Linked DNA regions of Mus musculus: region 2 is linked to region 1. The links are chromatin loops, found by intact Hi-C in ENCODE. Cell type or tissue: gastrocnemius. All regions are shown on one strand. Links, peaks and the distances in the headings refer to the core of each region. The heading gives the core; the rest is flanking DNA.

The links. Peaks named below come from ENCODE experiments on the same cell type or tissue, not always from the same donor. Only the 100,000 strongest peaks of a DNase experiment are listed, where the experiment ranks them.
Region 2: it touches region 1 in a loop (5-fold over the local background); 19 of 42 quality-filtered maps call a loop at or near these places.

The regions. Positions count from the first base shown.
Region 1 is chr6:131,362,108-131,373,075 of GRCm38, forward strand. Ybx3 (Y box protein 3) reads right to left here. Exons shown (of 10, transcript NM_139117.2): 7 at 8,216-8,307; 8 at 6,282-6,453; 9 at 5,658-5,756; 10 at 2,751-3,298. The coding sequence ends at 5,691. Among named protein-coding and RNA genes, the nearest start is that of Gm22362, 13 kb to the right of the region's middle. In gastrocnemius, for the core only: a CTCF peak has its summit at 5,169; DNase peaks (open chromatin) are centred at 1,872 and 5,184; H3K4me3 peaks cover 627 bases; H3K27ac peaks cover 2,923 bases.
Region 2 is chr6:131,416,929-131,427,896 of GRCm38, forward strand. No RefSeq gene overlaps it. Among named protein-coding and RNA genes, the nearest start is that of Ybx3, 34 kb to the left of the region's middle. In gastrocnemius, for the core only: CTCF peaks have their summits at 2,075 (motif pointing left) and 4,837; DNase peaks (open chromatin) are centred at 2,027 and 4,832; H3K27ac peaks cover 958 bases.

The DNA of each region.
Region 1 (10,968 bases), core at 1,664-9,663:
CCCATCACTTGGGAGGTAGAGGCAGGCGGATTTCTTGAGTTTGAGGCTAGCCTGGTCAACAAAGTGAGTTCCAGGACAGCCAGGACTGCACAGAAAAACCCTGTCTCGAAAAACCAAAAAAAGAAAGAAGAAAGAAAGAAAGAAAGAAAGAAAGAAGGGAGGGAGGGAGGGAGGGGAAAGAAGGAAGGAAGGAAGGAAGGAAGGAAGGAAGGAAGGAAGGAAGGAAGGAAGAAAGAAAGAAAGAAAGAAGGAAAGAAAGAAAGAGGGAAAGAAAGAAAGAAAGAAAGAAAGAAAGAAAGAAAGAACGAACGAACGAAAGAAAGAAAGAAAGAAAGAAAGAAAGAAAGAAAGAAAGAAAGAAAGGAAGAAAGGAGAGAGAATTCTCAAAATTAATCTTGGCTATAAAACAAGTTTGAGATCTGGCTGACTCCATGAGACCTGTTCAAAATGAGCAAACCCCACCACCTAACAATAACAAAACCAGCCAATGAATAAGTGAACAAATAAATAAATACATTTGCTAATATTCATACTCCCAGGTAATCTAGGTACCTCACAGTCAAAGACACACTTGTATTTAAGTCACAACTTCCCAACAATAGGCACATCCAGAAAAAGTGAAAAAGTGTTAGAACTAATAGAAAGAAAAAAAAACAAACAAACAAAAACGCAGGACTATTACTCTGACATTCACTGGTTGCTAATTGTTGGAAATGATACAAATGATTACAAGTTGTACATGGTACCAGCAAAGCAAAAGGAAACTTAACCAGAAAAGGACTCTGAGTGAGGCCAGAGAACAAAGGACCAGGAAATTTCAATGTCAAGAAAATGTCTTCAGGCATTCATTGTAAGTACACATTACTTCTGATCTCAGGGATGCTTGCCATAAAGGATCTGGCACCGTGGTAGCATGGCTTAAATACACACTTTTTCTAAGTATAAGCAACATTAGAAGTAGCTGCTACAAACCTTCACTTACAGTGATACATAGGAATATGTTACAGGATCACACCTGCCTGTAAATGCATTTCCTAGGACTCCAACTCCCTCTTCTGGCCTTCTCAATTACATGTGTGTGCACACACACGCCTAATGAGTTTTAACAAAACCTGGGCTTTTTTTTTTTTTAAACTCAGGAAGTGGCACCTAGATTGGTGTCAGTCTTCTAAAAGCTGAGTAGTAATTCTTTGACAAATTTATTCAAATTATATTAGTTTATTTTCTTAGGAGGTCCTTAAGAATTCCTTCATCCTCTGACTGGCATATATACATTAACTACATCCACCTCTTCCTTTTGAGTCACTTTTTCTATGAATTCTTGTTTAAAAGTTTTTTTGATTTATGGAATGCATATAAGCATTTTGCCTGCATATATATCTGCATACCATGTGAACAGAGGCTAGATGAACGTGTCAGATCCCTTGGGACTGGAGTTACAGATAGTTGTAATCTATGTACACGCAGGGAGACATGTACTCCTTCCACACCCCCGTGTTTTGGCGAATACTACCTACTTGGATGTGTGGAAGATGGTTCCCTGGATCCTACTCCCATCCTGAGAACTGGAGAACACACTCTGAGGTAAACAGTGGAGTTCAATGCGGGGAACTGTGTAGAAACTCTGTTTTTGACACATTATGGCTACCACCTCTTAACCTGCCATCAGTCTCCATGTCTCGATGTCGTGAACTGGACTGTGCTATCCATTACTCAGCTCATGGGAAACATGAATCAAAGACACTCCTATTCTACCTTCCCACCAAAACCACAGCTGTGTAGACATGCTGGACATTTATCTTTTTATACCCGTTTGCATAAAACATGCTGATTTCCCCCCTTGCTGGCACCTGTCCAAGCTCTGCCCCTGTTGCTGCCTCTATCTCCTCTCTCTTACTGGCACCATGACCTACCTGGATTCACCTTAATCCCATCACTCACTCCATTTGAAGCACTGGACAAAGTAATGATCCACAGGAGTGCACGTAGAGGGAAAGCTTTCCTTATGAAAATCAGATATATCCCCAAATGGGAAACATTCAGAGGGGACCTTTCCTTGTTTCTATCACCGAAACAATCTAAATACAGCCTCAGAACTACTTGCAGGGCGTTTGTCTGAGGGCGATCTTAGGTATAACAAGACAGGGGCTGAGGCACTGCTCCACTTTCGTGAAGGCGATGGGCATGCAGTGATTGTTATGGTTCAAGGTGTTCAGACACATCCTTGCATGAATGGCCAGAGACCAAGTGTGTACATGAGACATAGCAGTTTGGTCTCAAATCCTCAGGGATAAAGTTAAGAACATTTCATAAGCCCACAAATAATCAACAGAGGATCTGAAACTTCACCTCACAGCCATCCTGCTGTTGCTCTAATGACCAGCCTAGAAATTCAGCCTGTAAACCTCATGCCTACCAGAAATGAGTTTATCTCTGGGTTGCACATTTCAAAGATACCCACCCAGTTCCTATGATCTCAAACTCACAACAAAACACAAAACATTAACTCATCTGTGCCTGGCTCAGCATTTAACAGGGCTGGGGAGATGGTAAAAAGCGCAGGCTGCTCTTCTAAAGGACTCAGCTGATTCTTAATACCCATGGCAGCTCGAAGCTGCCTGTGACTTTCCAACACCCTCTTTGGGCCCCTAAGTGCACCAGGCACTCATGTGGTACACCAACATCCACACAAGAAGAGGTGGAGGGAGGAAGAGGAGAAAAGGGAAATACACACTAGTTACACAGCCTTTCCTTTGAAGGTAAAAATTTTATTTTTGAGGAACTTGTTACTGCACATTTCAGAGAGAGCTATGTGAGAAAGCAAAAACGTTCTCCCCTCATCCTAGGAATAAATAAGGGCATAAAATTTCTTCTTAAATCATGACACTTGGAAGTTTAGCACCAGCATCCAAAATGAACAACAAAGGAAAAAGAGCATTTACTATATATTTCAGATTTCTTTGGTTGGGGCAATCCCCATGTGGTATTAATATTTCTTCTTTTAATTCATATTACCAAAACAGTAAAAACCAGGAAAAAAATAGAAAGCACTAGGTTGCTGAAACTGGGGAGGCTGCTCTCCTGCGCCTGTGCAGGTTCCCGGGATACAGCTTGATGGACACTTGCTGGCTCGTTCCCTTTGTAGTTGTTAGTTTCGTAGAGAATAGCAGTAAACATTCTAATGTCCAATTCTTGGTTAGTCTTCCATTTTATTGCTTAGATGTTTCTTTGGTGTTGGTAAGGTCGTGGGTGTGCTTTTTTGCCTTGTTTTTGAATGGTCATTAATTCTTTAGGTCACCTGGAAGAAATTAAAATCAAATTTTAAGAGTGATATACAATGACCAAAAGTTAGGACAAACAGGCAAAAATTATTTCCATACAATTCAAAATTACTTACAAGGCTCTAAAAACTAGGTATATGTCTTACATAGGCATAATGGGATGAAAATTCTTACTTTTTAATGAAATACTTCTACAAAGTAGAAGAGTCAGTATATAATTAGTATATAAAAAGTCTTGAATGATGATGAACACTGTAAAAGGCAGAGCTGTAAAAGGTAGAAACAGGACTATTGGGGCTTGCTGGCTATTAGCCTAACCCTACACACAGCTGAGTGGATTAATATAGGTCCTGAAGGGGGACTATCCAGTCTGCCTAGAGAAACAAGGAATGCTGCTATCACCCAGCACAGCAGTGTGCCCTCACCGACAGCCAACTCCAACCCACAGTACTGCCCAGAAAGGTTCATTATAAACCCCAAACTGCACCTTCAAAAAGTGGCATGGACAGAGTAGGTTTTATAACTGGAGCCAGAAAGAAATACATAAACGGGTATAGGAGGGTGGTAGGTAAGATCCTGGGGGTGAACCAGGTGCTCAAGCACAGGCCTGGAATCCCAACACCCAGGCCCACGGTCAAGACCACAGAATGAGCCCTCTTCTGTCTGCCCTGAGCCCACCCAAAGAAAACCCAAAATCAAAATCACATATGAATAAAGCCGTTAGCCTAACCCTCTGGCAGCTGCATCTCCTTGGCTAACTTCAGTCTACACAGGTAAAACTGACAACATCTTTAGCAAGACAGATAAGGGGCTGCTCTTCTCCATTCCCATTCGAATACCACAGTTGAGTCAAGCACGTATGACAGCAATAGTCACTAGTTTGCTCTCCTGATAGTGGGCATGGCATGTCAATGCTACAGAAGATGCACTGCTCAATCTCTAATCCCCAAGCAGGCCAGAGCTTCAGAGGCCTCCATCCCATACCAAACTGCATAGCCACAAAACGAGTAACACTAATTGGAAAGAAGGGCAAAGAAAAACCATTCACATTTATGCTACAGGTAACACTTCCCTGGAATTTAAAACCAGGCTCTGGTCAGGAAGTTTTAAATTAACAAACTGAGCCTAGTATGGTGGTGCATGCTTGCAAGCCTAGCACTAACATGGATCACTGAGTTCAGACAACCTGGAATACATAGACTGTCTTTTTGTCTCTTCTTTGTGACAGAGCCTCTTTGTGTAGCTCTGGCTATCCTGAAACTTGTTGTGTAGACTAGGCTAGCCTTGAACTCACAGAGATCCAACTACCTCTGCCTTCTAAGTGCGGAAGGTGTGTGCAACCACTCCTGGCTAATGAAAGATTGTCTTAAACAAATCAGTGACATTGACTGGTAGGTGACAGAACAGCACTGCTTTTCCCAAATGACCTTGCTGTGAAAATGGACCAGTAAGTGCCTGTCACACAAAAATGAGGACAAGTAAGATTCCAAACACTCGCAGGAAGCTGGAGGCAACCCTAGTGTCCCATGGAAGATAGCTTGGCCAGTCTAGCCACTGGGCTCAGTGAGACCTTGTCTCGGCAAGTAACATGGGAAAGAACAAGACGGGGGAAAAAAAGCAACAGCCTTTGCTCACCACAAACACAAAAGCCAAATGACAAGCCTGGCTTGCGGCACAAGTCTGTCAACCCAAGCACTTGGGAACCTTGAAACAGGATTCCCTCAAGTTCAAAGGGAAGTCCCAAGTCAGTCAGGGTTACAAAGCAATATGCACTATAAACCACCAGCAAACACATGCATAAAAAGCAGGAACTAGGTTGGGACGGCCAGCTCAGTGGGGTAAGAGTGTTTGCTGCTTGTGCAGAGGACGTTTTTTAGTTTCCAGTACCAACACTAGGTGGCTCCTTAGAGCCTATTTCAGCTGTCGAGGATCTGATACTCTTCAGAACTCAGTGGGAACTGGCACTCACATGCACATAGCCCCACACAGACACATCTACACTAGGTTTTTTTAAAAAAAGCATTGTCTAAATAGATAGATAAAACTGGGCCAGCGAGTTGGCTCAGTGAGTAAATGTGCTACTTGTTATCCAAGCCTTCTAGATCCCATGTTCAAAAGAACTGACTCACAAAAAGTGGCAACCATTAAACCTGTCTCCATATTTATACCTCAACTTAGGGATTGACACTATATAAGGGTCAATCTCCAATATACTGAACATCCAACCATACCCCGCTCCTGCTCCCCCAACCAACCAACCAACCAACCAACCCCCCCCCCCCCCCCCCCGGCCTCCAACCTCCCAGGTGCAACAGAGACCACTGCGGGCACAGTGGAATCGCAGTGTGCTGCTGAGAGAACAGGAACCAGGCTCACCCTGCTGGTGGTTACGGTGCCTGGGAGCCAGGGTCACTCGGCACTGCTCTGTTCGGTAGCTGGAGCGGGGTTCTCAGTTGGTGCTTCACCTGCCTTGGTCTGAAACAGAGCAAACCACAAACTCCTTCAGAGGACTGTGTAGTAGCCTTTAAGGGTAAATGGTCTCAAAAGTTAATTTTCTTGCCTAGGAAGAGAAATAACAACGTGGGTTTTGCCTTTTATGTGTGGGTCAGAGACTAAGTGGCTTCTACTTGCCCAATAAATACCTTTCCACCTAGAGCCCACAGCGTGCCACGGCTGTGCTAAGAGTCCACAGCGTGCCATGGCTGTGTTACTCTGTCCTTGTTCACCGGCAGTTCTCTGCTATTAACTGTTGCCCTTCATACTAAGCTCCCAATCCCTGCTAGTCTAATTCCTCCAGAGACTGCTTAACAAGCTCAAGTCAAACGCTCAGCTCACGTTGCAGGAAGAAAATACTGTCTACAGATGAAGCCTAAGTAAGCAATGTTGTGCTTGATTAAGTGTCCAGTTTCACACGGAGAAAGACCATCCTTAGGACTTTAAAAAAGATGGCATAACTCCTCAAGGTGATCTGCGTGTATCTCTCCTGCCTGCTGGCTTTACCTCTTTGCCATCTTGTGAAACAGCGTTGAGGGGACGGGAACGGCGCCTATAGTTGTAGGGACGTCGGAATCCACGGCGGGCAGACGGCTGGTTTGGACCATTAGCCGCTTGCTGGTTTTCTTTGTCTTCAGCCTCTCCAATAGCAGGGGCAGGTCGTGGGCGAGCAGGTCCCCTAGAGCAGGGAACAGAAGTTACATAAGAGAGCTACATGTCGGAGGTGGGATGTGTGGGTTGAAGGGTGGGGTGGGCAGGAGTACTCAAGGGCATGAGGTTTGTCTACTATTGAGTCAAATGATTACTTGCTCAATCACCCACAGACCAGACCAGTGCAGGCAATGCAGATGGAATGATGTTTTGGTGAAACCCGTATTTCTCCATTCTGTTGTTCTTTTGCTTATTTACAAATTTGTAGTAAACAAACAATACAGTAAAATACATAGGGTCCTACACGGCACTATGATAGGCACCAAGGAAAATGGAGAAAGAAGCATGGCCCAGGCTGCTGCCTGCACACAAGACGATCTGGAAGAAAGCAAGATTCTTACGGAGACTCCTTAGCAAGGAAGGAGTCACTAACCATTACTGCAAACTGGAAACAACCATGTAAGGAAGGCTGCAGCACAAATTCTTTCCCAGTCTGTTTTGTTTTTGCTTTAATAAACCCTTATTGATAATCAGCTGGTATGTTTAACCAATAAAACACATGCAAATGTTCCGAAGTCTGAAGGCAGGAATAGTTCTCTGGTACCAGTGTTTTAGACAGGGGATGGACAACATGTAAGACACAACATCCCAGAAGTACCATTTGTTCCCCTCACCTCGAAGGTGACATGGTACTGACAAAAGCCTCTATTATGAAGCTTCCACAGGGTGATGGCTCTTGGGCAAGAGCACCTGCACCCTGAACACATGACCGGAGGAATGGTTTCTATCCTGGGAACCCATGAGAGATGCGTGTTCTGACCCACCCCCCCCAATACATGCTGAGGCGCACACACACAAGGAAGAAACCTAACAAAACCACCACCCAAAGGGTCTCAGGGAGTCTAGCCCAAATGAGGAATAGCAAGAGACAAAGCACATTAAAATGTCCCCACTCTTCACTGACCGTAATGCCAATGGTACTGACATGGTGTACAGAGGGCATCGTGGTAAACATCAGAGACCATTTATTCATGTAAATGTCTTACCACAGAATAACTCCACCCCTTCTTGGTTGTTTTTTTTTTTTTTTTTTTTGAGACAGGTCTCACTGTTTAGCCCTAGCTGGCACAAAATTCAGAGATTCACCCGCCCCTGCCTCCAGCTTTGATGACTTTTCAAAATGTCCAAGGTACAGACCTGATGGCCATAGCAGAGGCCAGAAACATTCCAAAGGACACAGAGCTACTAAACGCTTGGATTCTTCATAGGCTATGTGTTCTACAGCCAGCTTTCAACAGTCCCAGTAGACTACCTTGATGATTTAAAATGTTTAGTATTTCAACTTACATTTTTGACACAATAAGGTGCCCATTAATTAATGCTTATTGTTTAGTTTAGTAAAAATTAGGCATTAAATCAGATATAGTGTCAAACACCTATAAATTCCAGACTTTGGAGGCCGAGAGCTGAGGCAAAAAGGAGTTCAAATTAGAGGCCAGCCAAGGGTACATAATAAATATGAAGCAAGACTTGGCTACACAGTTAAGATCCTGTGTCAAAACAAACAAAATAAAGAGGTTTATTTATGCCACTTCAAGTTGCAGGTCATGACCAGTCACAGTTAAAGAGAGAACAGCATTCTTTCTGGTTGTAAAGAGAATGAATATCTCAATGTGTGTGAAGCCCTGGGCTACTCCCCACTACAAACGATCAGGCTCATGACCAAAGCAACCATATCTTCAAATAACAAGCATGGCCATGTAACAGACCCACAGTGCCCTCTTTCATACCTGCGGAACCTCGGGCGGTAAGTCGGATTCCGATGAGCCTGGAGCTGTGTTCCCTCGGGGACTCCATCCTTCATCTCCCCAATCTCACCAGCCTAAAGGGCAATGACAGCTGGAAATGAGCCAGGACACAGGGCAAGAAGGGTCAAAGCACACAGTCCTGTGCAGGAGACTGGCTTTAAAAAGCAAATCTGAGGCAAGAGCTTTGTTACCAGCCTGAAGCTCCAGTAACTGAGCCTGCTACTCATTGGCTATTTTTACAAATGACAGGAAAGAAATGAAAACTCATTCCTACCACAACAGCCTATCCCCTTCCTTAGCACAGGGCACCTAGCTTTTCACACATTAAGATCTGACCCTTTCAATGCTGAAAAGACTATCTGAAGGGCTTGAGCCTTATTCTTAGGGCTCAGCCGGCACTGCTCTCACCTAGTATGTGAGAAGAACTAGTTCCCAGCACCAAAAAGCAGACAAAATAACATATTTATATTAAAAGAAAATATTGTATTTCTGAGCAACTGGGCATGTTCAACTGCTTTAAACTCAGATGCACTGACCCACTAAGGTACATAGGTTTCAGTGTTCATGTTACCCATAGCTAGAAGCAGTTGAGGGAGGTGTCGGACTGGCAGGAGATAAGGAAGGACTGGCTTCAACCCAGTCCTGACAAAGCTTAAGCATACCCTTACCTATAGGTCTTCCTTGAAGCTTTTTTATCCGCTTATGATAAGTTTAGCATTTAAAAGTATGTTTTTGGAGGGAGGGGAGTCGTTAAGACAAAGTATTACAATGGCGCCGTGGCTACCCTCTAATGTGTGATCCTTCTATCTCTGTCTACCAAGGGTTAGAACTATACATATGTGTAGCTACCACCCCCCCCCCCAGCTTAAAAATTCCTAGGCCGGATATATGATCTAGGCCTCTAAGACTGGTGACCTGAATTTGTAACCAGGGACCCACATGATGAAGAGAGCTTCAGTCAGCAAAGTGCTTGCCTTGCAAGTTGGAGGACTTGAATTCAGATCCCTACCACTGATGTAAAGAGCCAGGCATGCATCTGCAATCCCAAAATTGGGAGGCAGAGGTGGGCAGATCCCTGGCGCTCACTGACTAACCAGTTTCAATCAGAGATCCTGTCTCAAAAGTAAGATGGAGGGGCCAGAGAGAAGGTTCAGGTTAAGAGCACTGGTTGTTCTTCCAGAGCACCTGAGTTCAATTTCCAGCACCCACATAGTGGCCGGCAATCACTTCTAACTCCAGTTCTAATGAATCTAAAGTCCTGTTCTGATCTTCAAAGGTACGAGGAACCATGTATATACAATAGTCATACGTTCAGGCAAAAAATCCTCCCCACCCCACTACTGTAACATACACACAAAATAGCAAGAGAAATAATAACAACAACAACAAGAATAGAGATAAGAGGAAGACACCTGCCATGGCCCTGTGACACAAACACACATACATTCACTCACAAAACAACAACCTATCCCTGCCTGGCATGGTGGCCCAAGCCAGTAACCCCAGCACTCAGAAGACTGAGGCAAGAAGAGAACCATGAGTTCCAGATCAATCTAGGCTACATAATGAGACCCTGTCGCAACAAACAAACAATAACAACAAAAAACCCATCTCCTTGCTTCACCTCTTCAAGAGAACGAGAACATGAGCACTTCCAGCATTCGCCAGTATGCCCACTTGCTTCCTTATAATTCATTTCTTTTTGACCCCGATTGAGGGAGGGCATCACACTCACATCCAAACTTGTCTGTTTTCAACACACGAAGCAAACTAACCCCATTGACCTCTATCCTATCACTGATTAAGGCGGGTAAGCTTCTTGAAGTCATAGCCATCGCCTTCATTTTATAACAACCACAAATGAAGTACCCCTCACTCCTCAGTTGGCATTATGATTTTACTATGTTTCAATGTCCCTTATAGCAACCAGGCCTACTTAGAATCCTGTATTGAGTTTATTTATCTTTCTCATCATTCTTGGCTATCAGATCTGAGCACCTAAATTTGGGATACTTTACATTTAATTCATGCACCTGGATAAGAAAGCCACAAAGTAGAGTGATGATCTATTTTCCTTACCTTGTGAAGTGGTCTAACACTGTTGACATACACCAGTTAGTGCTTTCCAAGATCCCACTAGCCTGAAAAAGCTGTTCCTCAAATGTTCAGTATATTCGTGTATTTATCTCCACCTGTATGGACTCGTGGGTTTCAATTTTCTTCAGTGAGCCATAATCTGTTGCTTTCATTACTGGCTAATAGGAACTCTACATGCAGGTTTATAGACTCTTGACAAGTCTCCAACAATCTTTAGTCTTTATAGAGTACTTCCTGCCTTTGTGGCACAGGATGCTCAAGGCTTTTACTGGTATTTACTCTGACCCAGCTCAGAAAACAAGTATTTCTAGAAAGGGGCTTCTTTCCACCAAAGAGTTGCACCCAGAAACAAGTAACTCAAGATGAACCATGCTCAGCACTGCTAGGGTATCCCTGCTTTGGAGTCTTTAAGTACATACATGCTCACAGACATACACATACAATCCAACATGTTCCATATATATGCCTCTCTTGATTTGCTTCATCTAACAGCTCTGGTAGTTACACTCTTCATTTAAATAAGGGGCAAAAGTGAGGCCAGAGGCACCAAAAAACAACAACAACAAAAACAAACAAACAAACAAACAAACAAAAACCCACATCATTTGAGTCCTTTACAGATACACTGGCTACAAAAA
Region 2 (10,968 bases), core at 1,446-9,445, 55 kb after region 1:
TATCTAGCCTAACATTTTCATAGGGTGTTTGTAGCTCAGAATCTCCTTCATTGATAATTACTACTCTCAACCATTTTTAATTATACTACAGCTGTAGAGATTGTGAATAAAGGAATCAAAGATATGAGTCTGTCTCTTTTAGTCCCTGGAGGTAAAGATGTGTGAGAGGGAAGAGAGTCAGTCCCCAGAAAGAAGCAATGTTTTGCACATGACAAGAAAGGCATGGAGAGGGGATTCCAGAGGAAAAAAATACAGGTTAGGAATCCCTTATTCTAAATGCTTGAGACTAGAACTATTTTAAGTTCTTAAATTTTTCTTAAGTAAACTTCTTATGTAAATTTACATGTATATAAAAAGAGGCCCAGTAGGGAAGAGATCCAAGTCTAAACATGAAATTCATTTCTGTTTCACACATACATTACACACATTGCCTGGAGGTAATTATACATTATATTTTTATTGCATCTATGTTTTGAGTGTGACTCATCCCATGAGGTCAGGCATGGAATATTCCACTCATGGTGTCAGGTTGATACTCACAAAAGCTTTGACTTTAGAACATTTCACATTTCAGGTGTTTTACTTTTTGGAGGGGGATCGGGTTTCACTCTGCAGTGCAGGCTGATCTTGAACTCATTGATATCCTTCTGTCTTAGTCTTTGGAGTTCTGGGACTAGAAGCAGGAGCTGTCACTTCTGGTTCTGGTTATGTGTAATATGGTTGGATCATGAGGGTCTGTGTTTTATTTTCATTTCTGTTGCTATGATAAGACATTTGATAAAAGGAAGCAGAGGAGAGAGAGGAGTTTGTTTTTGCTCACAGTTGCAGGTTATAGTCCATCAATGCAAGGAATTCACAGAGGTGCAAGTTTTGAAATAGCTAGGCACATCCACAGTCAAAAACGGAGAAAACAAATACATCCATACCTCCAGCTCAACTCCCTTTCTCTGCTTCTATTCAGTCCAGGAACCAACCCTACAGAGTGGTGTAACTAACTTTTAGACTTGGTCTTCCCACATCAATTAACATATCCATGACAATTCCCTAAGGATTGACCACACAGGCACACCTGTTCTAGATTATCCTTCACTTTCCCAACCAGCTGACTCTAGGCTGTGCCCAGGTAACAGTTAAAATAAGCCATTACAGCATGTATAAAAAATTATAATAACTTCAGGTGCTTTTCTGATATTTTATTTCAACCTTCTGTATCAAAGAAGCGTTTTTATCTTTGTATACTTTAAAACACCTCATACTTACTTTAAATGCCATTTTTTTCTCTTTTAACTCAGTTTGGATGAAATTCTGTTGTTTCTCTTTTAAGATAAGAGCCAGTATGGGGTGGCACCATTATTTCATGGTGCCAAGGGTTGAACCCAGAGACAAATACCTGTTAGGTAAGTGTTCTGTTGTGGAGCCACACTCCCAGCTCCTCATGGGTGGTTTAAGCTACAAGGGACAGATCTGAGTGACCCTGATATAAAACCCAAAGTGGGCATTGCTACAGCTGTCTAGTGTCATTTTGTAGTGACTAGAAGATGATTTATATTAGCCTGTTCTAAAAAGGAGTCAGCTTGATGGTGCTCCCTTGACGGTGCTCCCTTTCTCTTATCAAGAAAACAGTGAAAGCACCATTTCTTGTACTAGTGAGTATATAGAGGAAGGAAGGGCCCTTCGGGTTAGTTCTCTTCACAGGTGTCAGCTTGCTGTAGGATCCTGGGCATTCAGCTAAGGCTGGAATTCTACCTCCATTGTTTACTTTCAATAACTTGGTATTTTAGTAGCTTATCTTCCCCCTCCCAGTTGTCTCACTTTCTTTCGAATCAGTAAGGGATTGATTGGTAAAGCCTGCTTTGTGTGGCAAAGGACCTAGATCATAGCTGAACCTCCTCTGGGAGTCATTGGTCCCACTCTCAGGCTTTGTGTGTGGCCTTTGTTCTACTGGCCCCAGCAGCCTGGTGACTTCATAAAAACAGGGAAGGGAGAGCTGTAAACATTAGCTTCTGAAGAAGACAGTTTCTGAGAATCTAAACTTGCCATTTATTTTTACTCAGTGTTATTGCCACCCAGTGGATTTGTTGGGTAATGAAACTAAGGCTGAGAAATCAAAAGTGGAATGAAGCCAAGCAAAGTGCATTCCAGTCTTTATGAGTCCCCTCTTCCAGCACTGGGAGAGTGAACCCAAGTTGTTTTGCTGGGGCTTGAGTGAGATCATTACATAATACACTTTCATCCCTTCCTCTTCAGTTTCACATGTAAAAAGCAAGTTCTAGGTAATTTGAATTTTAAGCCTGGACAGCAGTGAATGTAGGAAGAGAACCTAAGATCTCCTGATGTCTAATCAAATATTCTTCCCTTTAACATGGTTGGATAACAAATACTATTAGGGCAAAGAATTGATTATTTTCTCAATACTATCTCATAAACAACTCTTTTATAATACAAAAGTGATAATTATAAGTAATTGATCACTTAGAAATCTGCCTTATAGCATCGTATCTAATGTGGTGCTGCCCTTTTGTTGTTGTTGTTGTTGTTGTTTTTTCCGAGACACGGTTTCTCTGTATAGCCCTGGTTGTCCTGGAACTCACTTTGTAGACCAGGCTGACCTCAAACTCAGAAATCTGCCTGCCTCTGCCTCCAGAGTGCTGGGATTAAAGGCATGCGCCACCACGCCCGGCAGGTTCTGCCCTTTTATGGTTGATTTCCTTGGAATTGTTCTTCACCTTTTAGAAGCATTTTCTGTTGCTCTCTTTTTATGGATGTGCTGCCCATGGTCACACTCTAAGGACCAGGCTCCATTTACTCAAGCCTCCTTGAGAACTTCCTGTTTCTGTCTACTTCCAAAGACACTCCTCAGCCTCAGAGAAGCTCTGTACATGCTATTACCTCTATGTTCCACTACGTCCTGTCTGCTTCTGAGCCTGTGGGTTGTAGTGGTTCATCTTCCTCTTTTGAGGTATTAGGGAGTTCTTTCAGCATTTTACTAGTTCTTTAGCCAGGTGATCAACTCAGAAAAGTGCCCCGTCTCATCGTCTCATCATCTCATCTTATGTTGAAGAGCACTTGAATTGTCAGCATGCATTCAGTCACTATGCATTTATTAACCCATTGTGGGTATCCCTTCCCTTCCTTTCCACTTTCAAGCACCTTTCTTTCTTTTATCAAGGTGGTTGAGATGCAGAGAGGAGGGCAGATTAATTTTAGAATATTTAAGTCTCATGGAAAAATTCTGTTCGGATTCATGACTTGATAGAACAACCTAGAGAGAATTGACAGTTTAGAATCATCTTCCCAGCCTTAAACTTGAGTTACTGCTCTTTGTCCTACCTCCATTAACTCTCAAAAATGTTCTGATTTTCTTTTAGAGATCTGACATTGATGTTTTGTAAAAAGCTTTTTTTTTAAACTTCCCTTTTCTACTGGTCATTGCTGTTCAAACTACAAGTATTTACATGCTAGTTATTTTAAACTTTAGTCAACTTTTACCTGTACAACTTATTCATTGATTTAAATACTGTCCCTTGGTTTTGCTTGGATTCTCAAAGACAGTCATAATGACTGACCTTTGCCCATTTAATAGTTATGCTTTCTGTGTACTTTCCCATTCTTTCTTTTCTATTTCTGGTTTTTAGTGAACTCATTCCCTCCTGTGTAGGCTTTGTTTTCCTTGACTTACCATGAGTGAGTGTGTGTGAGACCGTGAATGTGTGTCTGTGTGTGAGTGTGTATGCATGGCTATGTGTCTCTGTGTGTGTGAGTATGTGTGTATTTTGTGGAGGTTGATGTTTGTGTTTTTGTGGTGGGTGTGGAAGCAGGGCTAACCTGTTGGATCGTTTTGCATTCCTTCTCTAAGCAGTCATCTTAATGAGGGCCCTAGACTCCCCAGTCTTCCCTGTTTGCCCTAATTATAGGTTAGGAGAGTCTAAAGACTAACCTCAGCCTTTATCAGATGTTTTACCTGGTTGCTCTCTCAGAGGAGATATGCCCTCTCAAGGAAGTACTCCAAATCCCTACATTTTGAAGGGACAGAGGCAGTTCTAGTTTTCTGTTCTTTCTTCTTTTTTTAAAGTTTAAGTTTTTATTTATTCTTCTTTCATACATCACAACCGCAACTTCCCCTTCCTCCACTCTTTCCAGCCCTGCCCCCCCCCCCCCCAATGCTCCAATCCTAGACTCACTCCTTCCACTCCAGTCTCTCCCCATCCCCTGAAAAGAGCAGGGCTCCTAGTGATATCAACCGAACTGGCACAAGATACAGTAAGATCAGGCACACAACCCTTACATTAAGGCTAGACAAGTTAACCTAGTAGGAGGAAAAGGGTCTCAAAAGCAAGCAAGAGTGTCAGATACCCCAATGCCCATTGTTAGGAGCACCCTCTCCCCTGAAAGGAAAAACAAAACAAAAGAAACAAACAAAAACCAAACCAACAAGAAGCTAAAAACAACAAATATGCACAGGACCTCGCCCCGACCCCTACAGGCTCAGCTACTGTTGCTTTAGTGTCTGAGTTTTAAGACCTATTTAGTTGGCTCCGCGGCCTTCATTCTCCTGGAATCCTCTACCCCTCTTCTTCATGGGAAGGTTCTCAAGCTTTCAATGGGGGGCAGATTGAACGGAGATCTCCAACCTGGGCTCTTTCTTGGCCTTAGTTTTGGCTGTGGGTCTCTATATCTGTTGTCAACAGCTACTTGATACAGCCTTCTCGAGTATAACATTATATAGCATTAGGTATTTCATTGATTTTCCCCACTAATCCAGACATTTTTGTCTACCCTAGGTCTCTGGGCTCTCCAGCCTCCTATTCCTAGCCATCCAGGCAGCATTGGGAGTGGTGTCCCCCTTGTGGCTTGGGCCTCAAATTACACCAGTCATTGGTTGGCCACTCCCACAAATTCTGAACCACCATTGCCCTACACATCTTGCAGGCAAGGAAGAGTGAAGTTTTTGCTCCTTGGTTGGTGTCCGAGTCACACCTTGTCTGGTTGCATAAGATGGACCGTTCAGACTCTGAATCCTCCATTACTAGCAGTTCTTGCTGGGTCACTCCAGGGAGACTCCATCGCACTAGGTTTCCACTCTGACCCCCCAAATGCCCTCCATGTCCAGTTGTCTCAGTTGTTTCTCCCCATACTCTCTTTTCATTCCTCTTCCAGCACATCTGATCCCTCCCATTCCCATCTTCACCTGTCCCCAGTCCACCTTCAAAACTCTATTCTACTTCTCCTTCTCAGGGAGAGCCATGCGTTCCTCCAGAGTCTTCCTTGTTACTTAGCCTCACTTGGTCTGTGGATTGTAGCATGATTATCCTTTATTTAACAGATACTATTTACTTATAACTGAGTACATACTTGTTGCATGTAGCTTTGCTACCCAGCCTAAGCTCCAGGAATGGTTTGAGCTACCAGCTCCCATCCAGCTTCCCTTGGATTCACACATAGAAGACACAGACACACAGGTTGTTCATTTTCAACTTAACTTCTTGGCACAATTACTGGGCATGATCTTTTCTCCCTCAGAAGCATGGCAAACTCTCCTCTCCTTTCCTTGTTCAGTCTCCTTCCTCCAGCGACCTGGAAGTTCCACCTATTCCTTCCACCCAGTAATTGGCCCATGGCTTCTTTACTGACAAATCAAACACCAATTGGGAAACAGGACATTAGCGTCAGAATAATTCCTAAACATACCATGTTTGTCTTTCTGAGTCTGGGTTATCTCATTCAAGATGATTTTTTTTTTTCTAATAGCATTCATTTGCCTACAAATTTCAAGATGCCATAAGAAAAAAAAAACCCGTGGAATACTTGATCATGTAAAATTACCACATTTTTTATTTTCTTTATTTATTCTTCAGCTGAGGAATATCTAGGTTGTTTCCAGTTTCTGGCTATTATGAATAAAGCCACCATGAACATAGTTGAGCACTTGTCCTGGTGGTAGAATCGTCCTTTGAGTATATCCCCAAGAGAGATATAGATGGGTTTTGAGGTAGATAGATTACCACTTTTCTGAGAAACTGCTCCATTGCAGGAAATATTAAAAACAAACCATCACATTAGCCCTCGAAGGCTAGCGGCCTATTCTTATCTTGTGGAGACTCTCTGGTCTGCGGCTCCTGAATCTCTCCACCCAGCTCACTATGTTCCCACTGGCGGTGGCTACCCTTGGCCTTTGTGGTGCACATCTGGCAAACCCATGCTTTGCCACCATACCTTTTTCTCTTGAACCCAGTCGAACTGCCTCATGAAGGAAAACACCACACAAACTTAGTTCAGAAACAATGGTAACTCAATCACTGGGCACAACAACTAAAATCCTAATCTTATAAGCCTTATTAAATCTTGTATCCTTATTAAATCTAAATTCTCTGGTGGCAAGTCCTGATGGATCTGCCTTTGAAACTGGGAGATACTAGTAATTACATCTTGTCCTCATGAAATCCCTGTCCAAAAGGACCTAATTCTCTCCTGCTTCTGTCTAACCTGGAAGTCCTGCCTACTCGCCCAGTGATTGGCTCCTTTATTTATTAGGGGATTTGTTCACAAGAAGTCACATGAGTATGATAACTCCTTGTCAGCAACCCCTTCCAGGAGAGTGGAATTAGCCTCAAAATACAAACAGCACCAGGCCTATCCACATACTGCTCTACTGATTTCCATAGTGGATGTACAAATGTTTACTCCCACCAGCAATAGAGGAATGCTTTCCTTGCTCTACATCCTCACCAGGATAAGCTGTCACTTGTGTTATTGATCTTAGCCATTCTGATTGCTATAACATGAAATCTTGAAGTAGTTTTGCTTTGCATTTTCCTAATGGCTAAGAACGTTGAATATTTCCTTAAGTGTTTTTCAACCATTTGAGATTCCTTTATTGAGAATTTTGTGCTTAGATTTGTACCCAATTTTTAAAATTTAATTGCTTGGTTTCTTGATGTCAAGTTTCTTGAGTTCTTTATATATTTTGCATATTAGCCTTCTATCAGATGTAGAGTTAATAAAACTCTTTTTCCCATTTTGTAGGCTACCATTTTGTCCTTTTGATGGTGTCCTGTAATCTTTGCTTTATAGAAGCTTTTCAGTTTCATGAGGTTCCATTCATTAATTGTTGATCTTAATGCTGCTATCAGTGTTCTGTTTAGGATGCTGTCTCCTGTGCTAATAGACTCAAGGCTATTCTCCACTTTCTCTTCTATCAGGCCTGGTTTTAGGTCTTTGATTCACTTGGACTTGAGTTTTGTGCACGTTAATAAATATAAATCTATTTGTATTCATCTACATGCAGAAATCTAGTATGACTAGCACCACTTGTGAAGATGCTCTTTTTTTTTTTTTTTTTGGTATTTTGAGACAGGGTTTCTCTGTGTAGCCCTGGCTGTCCTGGAACTCACTTTGTAGACCAGGTTGGCCTCGAACTCAGAAATCTGCCTGCCTCTGCTTCCCGAGTGCTGGGATTAAAGGCGTGCACCACCACACCCGGCTGAAGATGCTCTTTTTTTCATTGTGTCTTTCTGGCTTCTTTATAAGAATTCAGTTATCCATAGGTGTATAGATTTATGACTGGGTCTTCAATTAGATTCCATTGATCAATGTGTCTGTTTTTATGTCAATATCATGGAGGTGTTTGGTTTGTTTTAGTTTTTCGAGAGAGGGTTTCTCTGTGCATCCTTGGCTGTCCTGGAACTTACTCTGTAGCCCAGGCTCGCCTCGAACTCAGAAATCCCCTGCCTCTGCCTCCCAGGTGCTGGGATTAAAGGCATGGGCCACCACTGCCCGGCGTTTCTTCCTCTTCTTAAAAAGAAGTTGATTATTGTCCTTCCAAGGTCAGAATTTTGTTGGGGATTTTATTATGTTAATTCTACTGTGCATGGGTGATCTTTCCATTGTTTGATCTTCTTTACTTTCTTCCTTCAAATCCCTGATTTATCACAGACATCTTTCACTTACTTGGTTGGAGTTTACTCCAAAGTATTTTATATTGTTTGTGGCTATTGTAAAAAGTATTGCTTCCTTTTTTTTTCTCAATTTGTTTGCCATTTGAATCTAGGAGTGCTACTGATTTTTTTCGGTTAAGAGTCAAGGAAGTTCAAGTCTTTCGCCTGGCCCGTGAGAGGCCTGAGTCAAAGAGAAAACAACCAAAGTAATTCTTTTACTCCCTGTTGCCAGAAGGAATTGATTGCCAGAAACCAGTGGCATTTAGCTACAAAATAGTGAGAAACCAGTGCCTATTAACACTAAATAGTATGAGAAAAGAAACCAGCACTTATTATCACAAAATAGAGTTATAGGGCCAGAGATCATCAGTCTTATCAGATAGTTTGTCCCACCTTATACTCTTCATTCTAAAGACCAGGGCAGATGCCTGACAGGTGTGGACCAGATAGAAGATGGAAGGAACATAGGGCAGGGCAGGGTGAACCTCACTACAGCTGGGCTTGTTGAGGTCCCAGCAGGAAGCGGGGCTTGGGGAGAGGGTTGGAGCATGGGTGTATCACTTGGGTGTCCTGGGTGGGAGCAATCCTCCCAGGAGGAAGGCAGAGCTGTGAGGTAGGGAGTGGGGTGCCATTTGGCAATTGCAGGTGGAAGTGTGGATAGGAAGGAGGATGGAGCTCTGATAGGGCAGGGCATGACTGGCTTGCTTGGGTCCCAGCAGATGGGCATATTGGGGCATGGTTGTCTCACCTTGGTGTCTTGGGTGGAAGCAGGCCTTCCAGGGGACAGACTGAGCTGTGGGAGTAGAGGGAGCTGCTGATCCAGGATTGCAGGTGGACTGCTTTTTGTTCTAGAGAATTCGTGTGTGATGTTGATAGTGTAAGACCCTCTCCCTTAGTCAGTGGTACTTAATTTGAGACCTCCTAAGTGAAACACCGAGATGCAGATCAATGCAAAAGCAAGAGATTTATTTCCCAGCGCTTCTGGGTCTATCTTTAATTAGTCCCTCAAGGCAAGTGACTAGAAGGCGACCCCTAAATAGCTATTACAAGCAGTTTTTATACTTTTTAGGGGCATGGGTTACATCAGCAAGGTTACAGTTCAAACTTATTGGCTGGCCATATTGACCTTTAAATCTATTGACTAGCAAGCAGGAGCAGATCATGATAAATATTTGAACTCTACCTGGGACTTTTGAAAGGGTCAGGTGACTATCAACCAGTACATTCTGACCAAGCCCGCTCAGTCAGTTAACAGGTTCTCCAGGGCAGGAGTGAAGATTAAAAAGAAAAAAGACAGTTAGACAACCTTGTAGCACGGCCTTAGTCCATTCTGAGACTGAAGGCAAATTTAATTTCCCCAATCTGCTTTTTATATCATTTTAATTGCATGGAAGCATTCAGGGTGAGTAGTACAATGAGGGATAAAGCAAGACAATAGTCAAGGAACAAGACAATAAACACAAAGCCCCATGATCACTCCGGTGATAGCTGTTTCTAAGGATGATCAAGATATCTGAACGTACTTTTTTGTTCCATTCTAAAATCAGATTTTTACTTCCTTGTCCTTGACCAATGTCAGTTCCCTGCCTGAACTTACTTCTTTGTCCTTGGCCAATATCAGACCACTGCCAAGTGGTACCCCCAAAAGGCTCTCCACAACATTCTGGGATTTTTTTTAAATCTAGGGTGTTCCTGTCAGTAGAGAATGGACCTTGGCCTAGCCTTAACCCCAGGTGGGAGGGGGAAGCTGTAAGGAGGGTGTGGGACTGGAAAAAGCACTTTAGGTCCTTAAATAGTAAGAGATCTCTCCATTTTTTTTTTTTTTTTTAAAGATTTTATTTATTATTATAGTAAGTACACTGTAGCTATCTTCAGACACACCAGAAGAGGGAGTCAGATCTTGTTATGGATGGTTGTGAGCCACCATGTGGTTGCTGGGATTTGAACTCTGGACCTTCAGAAGAGCAGTCAGGTGCTCTTACCCACTGAGCCATCTCACCAGCCCCTCCATTTTTTAAGATGTAAAAATGTAGACACTTAGTGATATGAACTTTATTTAGTGCCACTTTCATTGAGTTCATTGTAGTAGGGCAGGATTTGTAGACAGAGCTTAACTTTGCTTTTATTATGGAATATCTTGTTTTCTCCATCTCTGGTGGTTGGAAGTTTTGCTGGGTATAGTAGTCTGGGCTTGCAGGATATCTGTCCAGGTTCTTCTGACTTTTGTGTTTATGTCATTCTTGGATTTTGATTGAGTTGAAAATAAGTTATAGTCTTATAGTCAACTCAGGTTATTTAGCATTGAGAGAGATGGCATATATTTGAGAGGGTGGTTTTCAGATGGTAATGCAAGCTAAAACCAGAACATAATTCAGGTAAAGAATTGTAAACTCTCTAAAGTAGGATAGATAATAGAGTACTTTATCTAAACTGACAAATATGATGGACTGGGAGTAAGTGTGTCTTATAGTTTATAATTTGCATAGTTGAAATGGTTGTGCTTAATTTATATCTGAGAGAAAAGAGTCTTTTAATTGGACAAAATTGTGGGTTGCCCTGGTGCTGTTTGTATTCTGATGTTAATTCTGCTTCCTCTGGAGGGGTTTCCCTGATGAGGAATGGATCACATACTCAGGTGATTTCATGTGAACGTTTCCCCCATTTTAACTGGTCAAATAAAGGTGGAGCCTGTGATTGGGCAGTGGAAGGTAAAGGTGGAGCTGGAGGCTTTAGAGAGTAGAGGAAAGGTAGAGGAAGAAGAGGTGGAAGGGAGATGGAGCAGGATCACATGGCCCAGAGAAGCTGCAAGTAGCAAGGGATCTCATAGCTGGGCAATACATTAGTGTGCTGGTAGATCTTTTCAATCTTAGTACATATAACTTATAAATATTATAACTGAGTTGTGTGTTTTTTGCCTGGGATGATTGGGCTTGGAAGTTTACTGCAAAACACATTACTTAGTCTTTTTTACCTTGCAGCTTTTAATATTCTTTCTTTGCTCTGTATGCTTAGTATTTTGATTATTATGTGGTGA